2 separate regions of the Homo sapiens genome follow, and region 2 is linked to region 1. Evidence: chromatin loops called from intact Hi-C (ENCODE). Cell type or tissue: endothelial cell of umbilical vein. All regions are shown on one strand. Each heading gives the region's core, and the rest is flanking DNA. Links, peaks and the distances in the headings are about the cores only. Region 1 overlaps CYP19A1 (cytochrome P450 family 19 subfamily A member 1). Region 2 overlaps CYP19A1 (cytochrome P450 family 19 subfamily A member 1).

Region 1 (7,903 bases), core at 1,240-5,239:
GAGGTTGGTTATATGGAGCCTTTCAGTGTGAATCCCTAAGCCTCTTGAGATTTCTTGAGAGGCAGATATGCCTGCATAGCCTGCCCTGCCTGATACTTCACAGAATGGGCTGCTACTTTTTACTTATTATTAAAAAAAAAAAAAAGCTATCAATCTGGCCTGTTTTGTTGACACAGGAGGCTCAGGATATAATGCGGACACAGGGAGATATCTCAATTCCCTTTTTTTGGAGACCAAAGCAGCCAAGAACATTGTGTGCTATCTTTACAATGAGAAGTAGTTTTTCCATTAAAAGGCAGATGCTTCATTTCCAAAAGTTAAATAGAATGGTCCTTAAAAATGATTCCAGCTGGTTAACTTTAGGGCTCTGGAGAATAAAATCAAATTCAAGAATATACCCCAACTTTAGTTCCACAGCATTTCTTCCTGATTGTGAAGTAAATAATTTTCCTGGCCTGGCACTTGGGTATTCTTGTCTTCAGTGATGAGATTGACAGCTACACTGTGACTTTTGATGGTTTTACTGCCCCACCACCCTTCCACCACACTGGTGATTAGGGAGAGAGCCACCCTAAAAGTTGTCACCACATGCATCTTCCACTCAGCCTCTTATGGTTTTAACTCCCCATTCCTACTGTTAAACCCCAAGAAACTTCACACCATCCAACCAAAGTCAGCAATTCTCCCTTTTTTCTTTCTTTTATTCTTTCATGTATTCATTTACTCAGCAAATGGTAATTGGGTGCCTACTATCTGCCAGGAACTGTGCCAGGAGCCAGGAATAGCATGGAGAGCAAAGCCAGGCATCATTCCTGAAGCCTGGAGTGGGGAGACAGATTTACCAAACAATATTAGACATGAGGGTGCAATTCTAAATGCGGCCACGAGACAAATGCTCTGGAAGAAAGGAATGCAGTTCCTTGAGATCATATCACTGAAGAGCCTGTCCTAGAGTTGGATGTGTGGTTCAGGGAAGGCTTCCCTGAGAAAAGGATGCTTGTGTTGGCACCTGAAGCTGAGTTGTAAACTAGGCGAAGATAGGGGTGAGGAGAATTGCAGAGAGGAGGAACAACACGTTCAAGGCCCTATGGCAGGAGATGGCATGGCTTATTTGAGGAACCGTAAGAAGCCAATGCGGTGCCACATGGAGCGTCAGGAGCAAGGAGGAGGGAGTGAAATGAGGCTGTAACCAAGGCAGGGACCAGACTCTGTGGGTGGGACCTTCCTTGTAGGGCTGAGGCCTTTACTGTAAAAGCAATGGGAAACAAATGAGGAGTTTTACGTGTGTGTGGGATGGGGAGGAGTCGGTAGATGGATGACAGATTTTCATTTTAAAAGATTACCTTTTACTGCCAAGACTTGCAGTGGCTTCTGTCACTATGGAAACCATGTATGATCTCTGACCTCCACCAGGGCCAACTTCAGCCTTTAAAACCACCTGGAAATAAGGAAGTGCTGAGTTCTAGAAAATGTAACTTTCTCTTTCATCTGTATGTAAAAAGGTAGTTGAAAAACAGAACCGTGACTAAATTTAGATCATTTAGCCAATCTTGATACTAGTAGGGGTTTTTGTATAAAACACAGTGTGTTGTTAGCATTTTCTTGGAAGTTAGCCTTTGGTGCTTCCAGGTAAGAGCACCAAATCTGCTTATCTCTAGGGTTGGGAATAAGAATAGATGATATTGCTTCCGTTGTGAGATTTTGGTCCAAGTCGGGCTGGTAACAACAGATTTCCGCCTATCGTAGTAGCAGTGTCTTAGACCTTTGAGTTGCCCACTCATTGTTTGACGTGGAGCTGTCTGTGGTTGTGAAGGTGATGCCATTTCAAATCCCCACTTCCCATTGTTTTCTCTCCTTCTTTGCAACAAACATGCCCTCCCACCCCACCCCACTCCACCTTTCTAGTGTAGTGTACCCAATTGTCACAGATCAGATTCTCTGGAAACAAGTGCTGAGATGGAATTTGGAGTACAAAATGGTTATTAGGGATCAGCACCTATGAAGGAAAGAAGGAGAAGCAGGATTGGGCAGAGGGAGAAATCCAGCACAGTCCAACCCTGCAAAGCCTCAGCCAACCCACTGGGAAGCTCTGGATTGTGTATTGCTCATCAGAGTGTCCTGTGTCAGGCCAGAGTGACTGGGCTTTTACCTACCTCACTCAGTCACAGGACAGATGTGGGATGCCCTGGGAAGGTATGACCTGGGGCCAGGTGGCTCTCTGCAGCTGAAGCATGCTTTAATCTTAATCTCTGCAGCCAGGCAGTCAGTCCTTTCTTGAAGGGGGACCCTCAGGTCCCCACATCTCCACATCTACCACATCAACCACCTGAATCTGCCATTCCAACATTAGTAGGCTTTAAATTGTAACCGTGACAGGCTGTAGAAAGAAATCTTTTCCTTTTTCACCTGGAGTGATGGCCTTTCAATAAATGAAAAAGTGATTGTTTTCAGAAACAATGAAAATGTAAAGGAAGCTCTAAGAGTGGATTCTGTGCAATCATGAGAATGGCTCATGAATTTGAAACTGCAAAATCCACAGAAGTAAGTTAATACTGCAAAGCTCCACTTATGGAACTCGAGCCACTGTTTTTGAAAGATAAAACAAAGCCTTACATGTGTAGAGCACTTCAGTTTTCAAAGTGCTTTCTCATGTCATTTGAGTTCCATAATAAGCCTGTGAACGGGGCAGGGCAGGTTTTATAAGCATTTCACAGATGAGGAAGTCAGGGCTCAGGAGGTTTAAGTGATCTGCCCAAGGTCACATTGTTGAAACCTCATCAACGTTCACCCATGCCCTGTTTATCAAAAGTAGGAAATTTTTGGCCCCCATCTTGGGCCACTGAGGAATGCTCAAAATGATGGACAGGAAGTGAAACAATAGAGCAGGGAAATGATTCAAAGTGATGGAGTGGAAAACAGCTCAGACTGGCACTTGGCTCCAAGGCTTAAAAACAAACCTGGAGCAGACACTGAATGCTAGAATGTGTAAGCTAGTCAGGAAAGAAAGCCAAGCCTGGTCTAGCAGATTAAGGAGGATTTTAAGAGATCAATGATGTAAGAACATGATTTCCTAAAAACCATGTAGGGGAACTGTCATCTCTGCAGTGAATAGGTGCATATAGGTCCTAAAAAAAAAGTGAATTTGGGGCCTGATAGCCTAAGACCTTTCATTCCTGGGTTGCAAAGGCAGAGTAACAAGCTAGAATAGATATGCCTCACCTCTCCAGAGAGACTGGTTGGGAGTGACCAAAAGGGATTCCTGCCAATATTAAGCCTGGAGAAGATGACACCCCATCTGCTGAGCCTGGAGACTCAAGCCAGGGACCAGAGGAGTGGCCCCGGCTAAGAGAAGCTTACCTTTTATTGCCAAGACTTGCACTGGCTTCTGTCACTATGGAAACCACGTATGATCTCTGACCTCCACCAGGGCCAACTTCAGCCTTTAAAACCACCTTTCCAAATGAAACAAGAAAGTGCTGAGTTCTAGAAAATGTGACTTTTTAGGTCAAACTGTGGACCCTAAACATGTGCTACTTTCTTAAAGCTGTATGAGTAAACACATGGTCTCCAAACCACCCCCGATTCTGTAATCATAAGAGGGCACCAGTATCTGGGCATCAGTGAGTATCCTGGCAGATGGATCTGGCTGGATGAGGTAAGGGAGTTGTACAGGTGTGCTGAGTCTATCTCTACTCCTGAGCCTGGGAGATGTGAGAAAACAGGAAAATGAGAGTCTCCCCGCCAGTGACTTGATAGGGGATTGAGAACCACCATTTTTGTCCCTTCTGAGAAGGCACCTCAGCTGCTGGCCCTGAGCCCAGAGAGCAGACAAAAGAAAACATTACCCTTATACTTAGGGGGCACAGCAATGCTCTTAGAAGAGGCTCACATGAAACCAAGCCACTAGGGAACAGTAATACATTTAAAATATTAACGTTAGGACATAAACATTCCAGTAGAGCACAAAAAGACTTTCTGGAACCAAATGACAAGATCTGCAGACAAATTCAGTAGCTGAAGGAAAGAAAAGTAGTAGTTAATAGGAAGTAAATTTCCCAAGTTAAGAAAGGGCCTGAGTCTGCCTATTGGAAGGTTTTGGCAAGTTATGGGCAAGACAAATGATTCATAGGTTGAGAAATTCCAGAAGTCTAAGGATGAAAAGAAAATCTTACAGTCTTCCAGAAAGAAAGTACAAGTGACTTATAGGGGAAGAAGGATCATGGGGGCATCAACTTTCTCTTCTATGACACCTGAAGTAGGGATGATTGAGGCCAATCGTGTGAAGATTACTGAGAGAAAAACACTGCACACCAAGAATCCTGTAGCAAGACCCCACTCCTCTGTCAGGGTCAAGGAAACATAGTTGAGAATATGCAAGGAAAAGACCTGTCACCCATATCTTCCACCAGATAAAAGGGTGTTAAGATCTAACCAAACAATAGATGAATCAGCTTAAAGGCTACAGGATGGAAAGAGGAGGAAAAGGGAGAAAAAAATTAGTGGTGAGCAAGGAGCCTTACAACACATCGTCAGTTAAATTCAGACAGATAATAATAGACAGTTCAGGAATGTGTAATATAATTGCTGAAAATAGAAGAGACATATTTCAAGGGAAATGTTAACAATAGCCTGGAACAAAAAGTTCTAAAGGAGAAAGAGGGGAAGTGAAGTTTCCACAGGTCTCACATTGGTGTGTGAGAGTGGGAAGTGAAAGCGTCCTAAAGGCCTCATGCTGGGGGAGGAGGAACAGCAGGAGAGGAGAGAATCTGGGGAAATAGTTGGACTCTTATGTTGGTATAATGGAATAAAAGAATGAGTTTGACTACCAGTGACAAAAAGGAGAAGGACCTGGTAGAATGAAAAACTAGACTAGAGCTCCCAAATTAAGAAGAGAAAGAAAATAATTGAACAGAAACTTGATAACTAATTAATATAAAGAACATCAAGGGGGCTTAAATAAGTAATAAATATTAAGTAAAATAGAAGCAATAAAATTCAATGTATTATTAAATGTGAATAGAATTATTCTTAAAAGAGACTATTAGATTTGGTAAAATAAAAAGCAGACAGTTATATGCTTTCTTGTATATATATATGTATGTGTGTGTGTGTATGTGTGTATATATATATATATACACACACATACAAGAAATAAACACATTTAACAAATGTGATAAAAATTGAGAATAAAAAGTCAAGAAAAAATACCAGGCAAATGCAAATAACAAAGCAGGAAAGAATTACTCTGTTAATACCCAGCAAAATGAAATGTAAAGAGCACTGAATAAGATAGAGTTGCTATGTAATGATAATAATTTGCAAAAAGTCACTAACCAGTATGTGTTAAAAATCAAATGTGAAAAATAGTAAAGCCATGTGTGATTTCAGTACCTTTCTTCTTTACAGAGAGCAAGAAGTCGCGCCCCCCTGAACTCGCCCCCATTCTATCCAGTCCTACCACATAAATAACCATTCTGGGTCATACAAATACATATGCTCTTGCAAAGATGCAAAAAAAGATGCTAACTATACTTATCTCCTTCTGGGTCAGTATTTACAGGTTTGCCCCCATTCCTTATTTCCATGAGGAGAGATTTCCCTAAAATGCCCCTTGTCCTCTTTCCGCTTCTCCTTTTCTTCTCCCCAGAGAGGAGGAATGTCTTGGCTGACTCATCTTCTTCACCTCTCCTCTTTCCTTTTCGTAGCCAGCCTTATCAGCAAGCTCTCATTCTAGTCTACTCTCACGTGGCTCCAGCTCTCCAGGGGCAGCCTCTCTGCAGGAAGGCCTCGGGTGTTCAGTGCTGCCTGTGATGAGTGGGTCTGTCTTTCTCATTTGGAAAAAATGTTGCTGAACATTTAATGTTACCATTTCCAATGTCAGCTTTATCCCTAATAAAGCTGACGTTTTGATCTCCATCTGCCTTGCTCTCATCCTACCACCCGATTGGTTTAGAATTGTGGTGGAGAAAACAGGAACTCAATTCTGGGGGTCTCCTTACAACTCCAAAACAACCTTATTCTTCCCAAAGTCAACCAGCCATCTTTAATGTGGCTATACTCCTCATCTGCGCTTCCTCATCCCTCATTCATTCGCCACGTCACGGCCATGTAGCTTCTTCTCCCACCAAACATTGAACCCATCCTGCCAAGGTCGCTGATGACTTATTTGCAAAATACAATGAAAACTTTTCAGTCTAAAGGTCAATCTTACTTGAAGTCTCTGCAACTTTCAAAGCTCTTCATCACTTCCTCCTCCTTGACATTCCTTCCTCTCTGAGCTTCCATGACACTACTTTCTCTTGGTTTTCCTCCTACTTCTCCGACTGTTCCTTCTCAGCCTCCTTGAACTGTTCTTCAACTTCTGTGCACCCAACTGCTAGTGTTCTCCAGGGTTGTGCCCTACATCCTCACTCTGTTGACTCTTCCTTGGTGATTTTATCCACTGCCGAGGCCTCTGACCACCACATACCCAAACCCTGCCTGTTGCCCAGGGCTCTCTTTGGAGCTCTAGACTCAAAGGGCCAAGTACCAGTGGTGTAACTCCATGTACGACAGAAGAAGGTACCATATCATTTTATTTTTTATCACTTTATTAATGATAGCAAGATTTTTTCATATTTTACTGATCAGTTGTGCATGTTTACAGGTGTATGTGTATAAATCCTTTCCTCACTTGACATTTCTTATGCCCCTTCTCTCCTCCTCTTCCTTTCTGTCCTGCACCTTAGTTTGGGTCCACAACACACCTCAACGATGTCGCTGTGCCACTTCTCCAAGTGCACCTTCTACTCCCAGTCTGCTAGTTTGTGAGCCCAGACTCGATTCTTCGGTCCATGTGATATGTTCATACACAGGGCTCTCCACAACCCCACCCCTGCCTACTCTCTCTCTGCCCTGTTTCTCACCATTCCGCCCTTGTGCCTCACGTTCCTTCTTCCAGCTTCCGGGAGGTGCCTGCTCCCTCCCTGCTCCTTGCCACTATCATGCTCATTTCTCTGCCTGTTTTCCTCTTCTCCCCTTCTCTGACTGGCTGACTTTATTCTTTAAAACACACATCTGATGTCCCTTCTGGGGAGCCCTCCAGCCCCACATCCCAGGGAGGGCTAGCTGCTCCGACTGTGTGCTCCCACTGTAATTGTATTTACCCATCCTGGTGTATATCTGGTCATTTCACAATGGCCTGTCGCTCCCTGTCTGTCTCCCTGTTAGGCTGTGAACTCCTTGGGAATACTCCTGTATCTTGCTCATCTAATACTCCCAGAACCTCATGCATACCTGGCATGTAGTAGATGTTCAATACATTTTTGAATGAGTGAAAGTGTGATAGAGGGCAGTGCCCTTACAATTTCTTTCTGAGATCTTGCTTCCTGACCACAGGATTCACTCGCTGAAGAGGAGTGATCAGTTTCATACCAGCAGCACCCTCTGCCCACTGACAGATGGTTCTCCACTGGGAAACTTTCTTCATCCCCGGTGGTATTTGAAGGGAGTTCTCTATACATGTTTACCTTGTAAAATTTCCCTCCATCAGTGGCCCTGGCCTTGCTGGCCTTCCCATTATACCTCTTGGGGGGCACTACTAATACCCATGTCTTCTGCTGTTTCTCAAAAGGCCCCTAGCCTTACTATCCAAATAGACACTGAAAAGGGGTGGAAATCCTGGGGGCAGTCAGCTCTCAGAGGGTGCCTTTTTAGTGTCTCCTGCCCCTCTGGTTTGCCATTGCCTGGCTCCTGCTGAGTCTGGAGTGGGGCCCTATGTGTGAAGCAGTAGCCTCCTGTTAGAGTGCTCCAGACCATCTCAGTGTGAACCAAGGGCTGTTGTGGCCAAGAGCTCGGCATCCCAGAGTCAGTGACGAGAAGGGAGGAGGCAGGCCAGGGCAAGAACATGGCTCAGACTTGTGTG
Region 2 (7,903 bases), core at 2,196-6,195, 52 kb after region 1:
CCTGGACATTATGTCAGACATGCAAACCCTGCCTCAGCTTTTTTCCCAACACTCAGCTTTTTCCCAACATTTTCCCCTTCTCTTTTTTGTAAAACCGCCACAGCTATCATTATTACTAGCATAAAAGGTGGCCTCTTTTTGTTTTTAAATTAATTGAGCAAGGCAATTGCAGGCTGTGCAGCCTTTGATTGCCAGTTGGTGATCCAACTTCATTGTTCTTAGCCCTTATTCAAAATGGAGTCGCTCTGGTTTGAATGCTTCCCACGTATCTCCCCTTTCCCTTTTACAAGAGGACCCTTAATCCTAGGGGTTTCAGGATGAAGGTCCATGCTGAATGGGGGCAATGATACTCCTGCCTAACTATTAGGGTCTCTTGTATTCAGGGTAGAGAGGCACTCAGTCAGAAAGCATTGGTCCGTTAAGCATCTGTAGGTAAAACCCTGGCGCTCCAGCAGTTTCTCAGCTTCCTGTGCGGTTTTCTTGATCTGTCCCCATGTTATGGGGATTGCACCCACACGGTTCGTTCATCTCCATGAGGTAGAACTTTCCACTGATAATGAGAAACAGGCCCCTTCTAATAGAAGGCACAGAGAAAGCAAATGGAGGCTTCTCAAACCTTCAATTTGCACTGTACAGGTGGGTCCGCTAGATGCTGTGGCTCATGATAGATCTTCAGATGTTTGGTGGGCACCCACACAGGCACCTGATTGTCACCTGGAGAGACACAAGCAAATCTTCTTCCCCATATAATTATCTTTCCTTTTTCCCAGCTCTTTGTATGTGCATTCCTCCACCATGTATCTTGTCCAGCCTTTTTATTTTCCTTTTGTCCTGTTAGGTGTTGTTTCACTGCAGTTATGGGTTGATCTTTTTGTAAATTTAAAAATTTTAATGTTAATAAAGCTAAATGCAATTACATATGCAGTGTCTTATATTCCTGGTCCTTCTCCAAGTCGATATCCCATATTTCTCATCATTTGTCTACTATTATTACTATATTGATCCATAGGAATAGATATTTCAGCATCCCATTGTTGCAATAAGTCTCTTCCCCATAAATTGACAGGAATAGGTGTAATAATAGACTGAATTGTCCCTTCCTGGCCATCCAGTCCTTGACATGGTAAAATCAAGGAACTGTGAAAAACCTCTGAGGCGGTTCCTACGCCAATGATACCCATGGAAGCCTTTTGTTTGGGCCAGTGTCGGGGTCATTGATTTAGAGCAATAATAGAGACATCAGCTCCAGTATCTACTAGTCCTTCAAAATCCTTTCCCTAAATAGTCACTATGCAAATAGGTCTTTTGTCAGACACTTGATTAACCCAATATACAGCCTTTCCTGCAGGATTAGTACTACCAAAGTCGCCTGTTCTTTCACTGTGCTGCTTCCTAGTTTTGTTTAGGGTAGCAGCAGCAACTGAGCAATTCTTTCTCCTGGGGAGGCAGACCACAGAGTTGAGGAACTAATAACTAATTGAATTTCTCTGGTATAATCAGAGTCAATTATTCCTGTATGCACAGCAACACCTTTCAAATTTAGACTAGACCTTCCAAGTAATAGACCAACTGTTCCTGAGGGTAAGCGTCCTCTAACTCCCGTAGGGACCTTTTTTGGCAGCTCCCCAGGAAACAGGGAGATGGTAATTGTGCTGCAAAGGTCTATGGCAACACTGCCTGCTGTGGCAGGGGACAATTGTTGTACGCTTGTGAGGGCACTGGCTGTGCCGGGTATGCCTCGGTTTGTTGAGGGGCCTGAGGTGGGCCACTCTTCCCATTTCCTGAAAGAGGTTGTCCATCTTTAGAACGACACTGATTTGCCCAGTGATTGCCTTTTTTACAATGGGGGCATACACCAGGGCTTTTCTGTTGATTGACGGTAGTAGTTCTTGCCTTTTGATTTCCTTTTCTACATTCCTTTTTTGTGTCCAAATTGCCGACAATTGGAACAAGAGCCTGAGAAATGGGGCATATTCTTTCCTACTCTTAATCCAGCCATAGCCTGAGCTGAAAGAGTAGCCTTATGTAAGTTACCTCCAATGCCATCGCAAGCCTTAACGTATTCAGAGTAATGGCTTGCTTGAATTCCTTCCCTCCTTGCTGGATTATAGTAATGGGAAATTGCCATACTTCAAGGTCTCCCTCGGCTCTAGCTTTTTGAATAGAATTTTGTATAGCACCACCAATTGCTCCAGGTTTTAATGTTGCAACTACAGGAGTGGTGTTTTTCAGCTAATTCATTTTCTCGCCCATTAATGGGAGAGAGAAGAGGTGGCCATTCACTTAATTCAGCAGGTGGAGCCAACGGGCTAGTAAAACATACTTCTTTCAGTTTCCCTTTCTTTAATTTCCTCCGGTTTCTGTTCCTCACATTCAGAATCTGAAATTAGTTCTTTACACTCGTCCTCCTCTTCCTCATCTGAATCTACCTCATCATCTGTTTGAAATGGCTCAAAAGCTGCCTTTATTATCACTCACATTGACCAAAAAAAACTGGAATTTTTGCTCCATCTTTATACGCCTTTTTAAAATCTCTGCCAATTATCTCCCATTCATCCAACTCCATAGTCCCTTGTTCCAGGAACCATGGGCAAAACTCCTTTACCGTACTAAAGAGTGATAACAAATTCTGAGTACTAACTTTCACCCCCACTCTTCATAATAAATGCCTTAAGAAACTTAAATAAGCAGAATATTTGCTTTCACTTTGTCCTGTTGTTACCCTGGTTCTTCCGAGCCCTCAGCTTTCCCACCAAGCTTCCTTTAGTCATCCTTGGGTGTCCTTTGACAATGCATCCCCTGCTTTCACATGCTCTAGTGTTCCTTCACCAGGGCCTTTGTCGCCCCACGTTGGGCAGCCAGGAATGTTGGGGTGATCAGATCCAACACCAGGCCTTGGGGCAACGAAGTCTGGCAGAGTCAAAGGAAAGAGAAAAGACAGTTTGAGAGAGAAAGTGGGTCCAGGTGGCCAACGCAAGTATGGAGGCTGTGAAGGCCCTGAGCTCTGGAAGCCCAGACTATTTATTGGTGGTCAAACAAAGAAACAGGTGGTGAGAATGTGTGGGTCAAAAGGGCAAGCACATGATCTACAGCTGTGATAGTTTAGCATTTCCTTTGAAGCATATGGAACATATTCTGCTACTTGAGATAATAGGGAGCATGTTCTTCCAGTTTAAGCTAGAAGCAAGGAGCCAGCAAGTCTAGACTCATTCCAGAGGCCACGAGGGGTTTTATGCACTGAGCCCTGGACATTATGTCAGACATGCAAGCCCTGCCTCAGCTTTTTTTCCCAACACTCAGCTTTTTCCCAACAAGAAGATGAAGTGTTGTATCTTAGGGGCTCCATCTACAAGGATGAAGTAAGACCGGAGAAAGGGGTGAAATCAGCAAGGGTAACTATCATCATGTGTCTGGAGGTCTGCTGCTCCTTTACTCCAGCCTCTCTGTCTCAGTTCTTCTCATTCCAGAGGTCCCTGTGGACTGTGACAAGGATTTTTCAGAATTCAGAGAGGGAACCAACAAGGGGCAAGCTTGGTTTATTTCTCTTTATTTGGTTTATTCTCATTATTATTTTTCTTGCCTTTTCTACCTCTAATTCCTTCTTAGCCCTTCCCTTTCTGCTTCCATTTCTATCCCAAAATATGAGCCACAAAGAGAAATTTGGGGAATTAGAAGGAAGAGACTTAAGGGAAAATGTATATGTCATTGGTGTATGTGTCAGTTTTCAGTCATAACTTGGGTTGGGGGAAGTCAGTGTACCCTTTACTCTTGCTGAGGAAATTTCTTCTGAGCCTTAGCCACATCCCACTTGCCCAGGGCATCATTCTTTTCTTTTTTTTTTCTGGCATATATCTCTACTTCAGATTCAAACTTGGCCATTACCTCTGGCCAGCCAAGCAGCTGTCCCCTGAGAGGGGGGCCAACTCTCCTGCCCCTCACTGCCTGCCTCCCAAGGCTGCCCTAGGGCTCAGCTGAAGAAGGCGGTTGTGCTTTGCTGCCCCCTGTTGCTCAAGTCCTGCTTTTCCATAGGAGCTGCCGGGCTGTATGTCTGGATGTGACTTCTCCAGGCAGGTCCTCCTCTCCTGCCCGCAGTGCTCTGGCTCCTCAGGGTAGGTTTCTGTCCAGGACATGGCCCCTGAAAGGGCTTGGAAAAAGCCCCCTTGCGTAGTACTGGCTGAGCTTCTACTTGCTGCCCCAGGAACCTCCAGAGAGTGACCCAAACATCTGGTATAGCCTCTAATCTTACCTAGTCAGTCATGTTTCTCTTCAGGCCTCTTCTAAGAACAGTTTCCTGGAGAAACAGAATAGAGTTGTGGTCACTACACTGGAGTCTTCCTGGGGTAGGAGTGGGTCCTTTCTAAAGTAGAAGGGGCTGTGTAGCAAGGGGGCTGTGTGAGCATTTCTAGAAATGTTGTCTGCTGAATTTTCCACTGGGAAAGAGCAAGTCCTGGCGGAGTTAGCAGCAGCTGGGCAGTAGGCAATAGATAGCATCAGGGTCTCTGGATGCTCAGTGGGGGTGGCATCAGGGAACACTGGTTTCCCCAGTAACGGGCGCCTGGGCCTGCAGTGGCAGTCAATTCCACAGAGGATGCCCCGGAGCTTGGCATCTCTCACTGTGCTGTCTTCCCATTCCTGAGACTGGAATATGGAGCTCATGTGGGCTGGGCAGCTTCCCAGCAGTGGTTGGTCAGGATGTGAGAGTGCTGTGGTCCAGGTACCTGTGGACAAGTGACCTGCCACACTGCAAGACCCAAAATGACACTGGACTACATTCGTTGACACAGTTACAGCTGTACCAAAATTTTTTTTCCAAGGTTCAAGTTGGAACATTTGTAAGCCAAGCCCTCATGGGTCCAAGCCTATTTTCTTCACCACACCACACTGAGTGAGGGCAGTGGCTCATTACAGACCACAGTATCTCCCCACCTCCACCCATGTAGATGAGAACCTGGAGCCTGCCAAGGACTAGTGTCCAGAATGGTGCCCAAGTCACCTCCTGATAGGTAGGAAGTGGCCAAAATGAGGTGTAGGACCTCATGTCCTAGAGGTCAAAGCTAAGAGTCCAAGGCAAATGGCCACAAGGCAGAAAGAGCCAAACCAGAGCCCCCCTAAAATGGGGAGACCAGGATGGATAGATAAGAAGAAGGGCAGGCTTTGGCTGGGCGTGGTGGCTCACACCTGTAATCCCAGCCCTTTGGGAGGCCAAGGGGGGTGGATCACGAGGTCAGGAGATCAAGACCATCCTGGCTAAGACTGTGAAACCCCGTCTCTACTAAAAAATACAAAAAAAATTAGCCGGGCATGGTGGCGGGCGCCTGTAGTCCCAGCTACTCTGGAGGCGGAGGCAGAGGTTGCAGTGAGCCGAGATCGTGCCACTGCACTCCAGCCTGGGCGACAGAGCGAGACTCCGTCTCAAAAAAAAAAAAAAAAAAAAAAGAAGGGCAGGCTTTTAGTTTTAGATCTAAGTCCAAAGTACAAATGTGAGCAGAGCGGGCTCTTATGGAGGGAGCCAGTCACATGGGGTCTAGGATGGAGTAACAGTTCAACCCCCTTAGACCCATCCCTTCTCTCTCTGTTTCTCCTTTGACTTCGAAGTTAACAAAAACATTTAATCGCATTCTAAATGCAAAAGCCCCATGCAAACACTTGGAATTGGGAAAAGAGGAGAATACAACAGTTTCTGCCCTCAAGGAACATAAAGTGAGTTCACAGCCTCTTTCTCTTTCAGCCTCCTCTTTTCTCTCTCATTCCTTCACCTAGCAGGTGCTAGGCAGCAACTGTATACCCAGACATTATTATTTCTCTTGCCTTTTCCACCTTTAATTCCCTATTAGCCCTTTCTGCTTCCATTTCTATCCCAAAATATAAGCCACAAAGAGAAATTTGGGGAATTAGAAGGAAGAGACTTTAAGGGAAATGTATATGTCATCGGTGCATGTGTCAGTTTTCACTCATAGCTTGGTTTGGGGGAAGTCAGTGTTTTTTTCCTCTTGCTGAGGAAATTTCTTCTGAGCCTTAGCCACATCCCACTTGCCCAGGTCTTCATTCTTTTCTTTTTTTCTGGCATATATCTCTACTTCAAATTCAAGTTGGTTGTGGGTCTTCCACCTACTTTGTAGATGGAGATGTGGGGGTTGATGCCAATCTGACAGTGACCAGCACTACAGAGTGGAATGGGAACCTTCTCATCTTCCTGCTGGGCTCCCATCCCAGCCCCCAGGCCTCACCTTGCCTCTCCTGCGCAGTGGGGTTCATTCCAGGATGCCCTCCCAATAAAGCTGAGGGCATGAAGGCTTCTTGAATGGCAAGCACTTTGGAGGCTAGGAAGGGAACAAATCTTTAAATCACTAGGTACTCTTTTTACTTCTCATCTTGCTTTTAATCCAAGTCTTTGGTCTCTTACTTGCTTGCTTTCTTCTCACCCAGGACAGAGTCACAGAGACCTTGAAGAATGGAGGAGGTAGAAAAAGGAGAAATGCAGGAAGGAGGTGTGTTATGGAGTTATCCAGTGGAGGCTCGCATCCAGCTTTATTTTGCCTCCAAAGATCTTGCATCCTACCTGTTAAGAAGCTTGGAATGCCACTATTCCATTAAATCTTAAAGGAACTTGAGTCTTTCATTTAAAAATGTGTTCCTAAAATGTAAATGTCCCTATGTGGGACAGTATTTAGCCGACAGTAAATTTGAGAGGAGGGTCTCAAGGGGCAGTGTCACCAGGAAAAGAGAGAAAGGCTCCTCTCCCCAAGTCAAACCTTACCTTACTTAACCGATTGTATTTCCTCCCTCAGAGGATGCCATATCTCAGTACAGGAGAGAAAATAGAAGGTAGAGAGACTTTTACCCAAGCACCCCCTGAACCCCAGGTGTACACAACTGAACCTGATGCAGTGACAATCACGTTCACACATAAAACATCTGGCTAAAGGCTAAGATCACTTCGGATTTCCGACATACATTTTCCTAAGCAGTGCATTTTTCTTTAATTTTCCTTAGAAAAAGACTGTAAAGTAGCCCCACAATTCCCACATCTTCATACTCCACCCTGCATTCAAGTTTTCCTGGGACAGGTATCTATGTGTGTGCATGAATCTATTTTTACGGCATATGTCTAGGACCCCCTACGAGGAGCCAAAGTTTCAGAGAGCCCAGCAACTATGTAACTCCATGGAAGGGAGGCATGATATTACTCTCTGTTCACAGGAGCGTACGCACAGATCTTTTCTCCTCCTCATGGTCAGTTTTCTATTTGTGATTAGTAATTAGCTTCTCTTGGTACGCTACGATCTATTACAAAAGCCAAACATTCAGGGGGCGAGCTGAAATGACAAAATTTGGCTATAATTTATGTTGGCCCCTGACATATATATTTTTTTAATGGTTTGGTCTCTAAGCAACTGATCTCTTAGCAACAAGAAGCACCTTTATAAAAGATGGCACACGAAGAGTGATTGCCAGAAAAGCCACCTGGTTCTTAAACAGCCGCGCATCATTAGCAAAACTCACCATCTTCAAGAGTCCAAAAACTAGAAGTGACCAGCAGACCCAGGTAACCTTGATATTTGCACATTTTCCTGGGGAAAAAAAAAAAAAAAAAAAAAACTCATGCAACTATTGAAGAGAACAAAATTCTTTGAAATATGTTCATTTTTGAGGTCTTATTAGTTGGTCTTGACTAACTTTTAATAATAGTATGTATTCTTTTAAATAACTGCTTTTTGATTTTTTTAAAAAAACGTGATATTTGTGATCAGAAAACAGTTCACTTGAAATATTTCATTGGCATGAGAATGGAAGGAGGGGAACAATCTATCTGTTTCAGAATTTATTTCTGTAGGTTTTCATTTGATGGGAAAAAAATCCACATCATGGCAAAAATAGGAGTATACAGAATGTCACCCAAGTG

Evidence for each region. A loop is a pair of places that touch in the nucleus more often than their neighbours do. Peaks named below come from ENCODE experiments on the same cell type or tissue, not always from the same donor. Only the 100,000 strongest peaks of a DNase experiment are listed, where the experiment ranks them.
Region 2: a loop joins it to region 1, with 2.2 times the contacts of the local background. A loop is called at or near these places in 8 of 110 quality-filtered maps.

What each region holds. Positions count from the first base shown.
Region 1 is chr15:51,329,152-51,337,054 of GRCh38, reverse strand. All of the region lies in intron 1 of CYP19A1 (cytochrome P450 family 19 subfamily A member 1), which reads left to right. Among named protein-coding and RNA genes, the nearest start is that of CYP19A1, 5.5 kb to the left of the region's middle. RefSeq lists a silencer at 7,741-7,903. In endothelial cell of umbilical vein, for the core only: no CTCF peak of the experiment used is centred there; a DNase peak (open chromatin) is centred at 2,834; H3K27me3 peaks cover 2,553 bases.
Region 2 is chr15:51,277,651-51,285,553 of GRCh38, reverse strand. The region is part of intron 1 of CYP19A1 (cytochrome P450 family 19 subfamily A member 1); the gene reads left to right. It overlaps MIR4713HG (MIR4713 host gene), which reads right to left. Exons shown (of 3, transcript NR_146310.1): 2 at 7,504-7,571. Among named protein-coding and RNA genes, the nearest start is that of MIR7973-1, 32 kb to the left of the region's middle. RefSeq lists a promoter at 2,993-3,372. In endothelial cell of umbilical vein, for the core only: a CTCF peak has its summit at 3,997 (motif pointing left); a DNase peak (open chromatin) is centred at 4,023; H3K27me3 peaks cover 2,976 bases.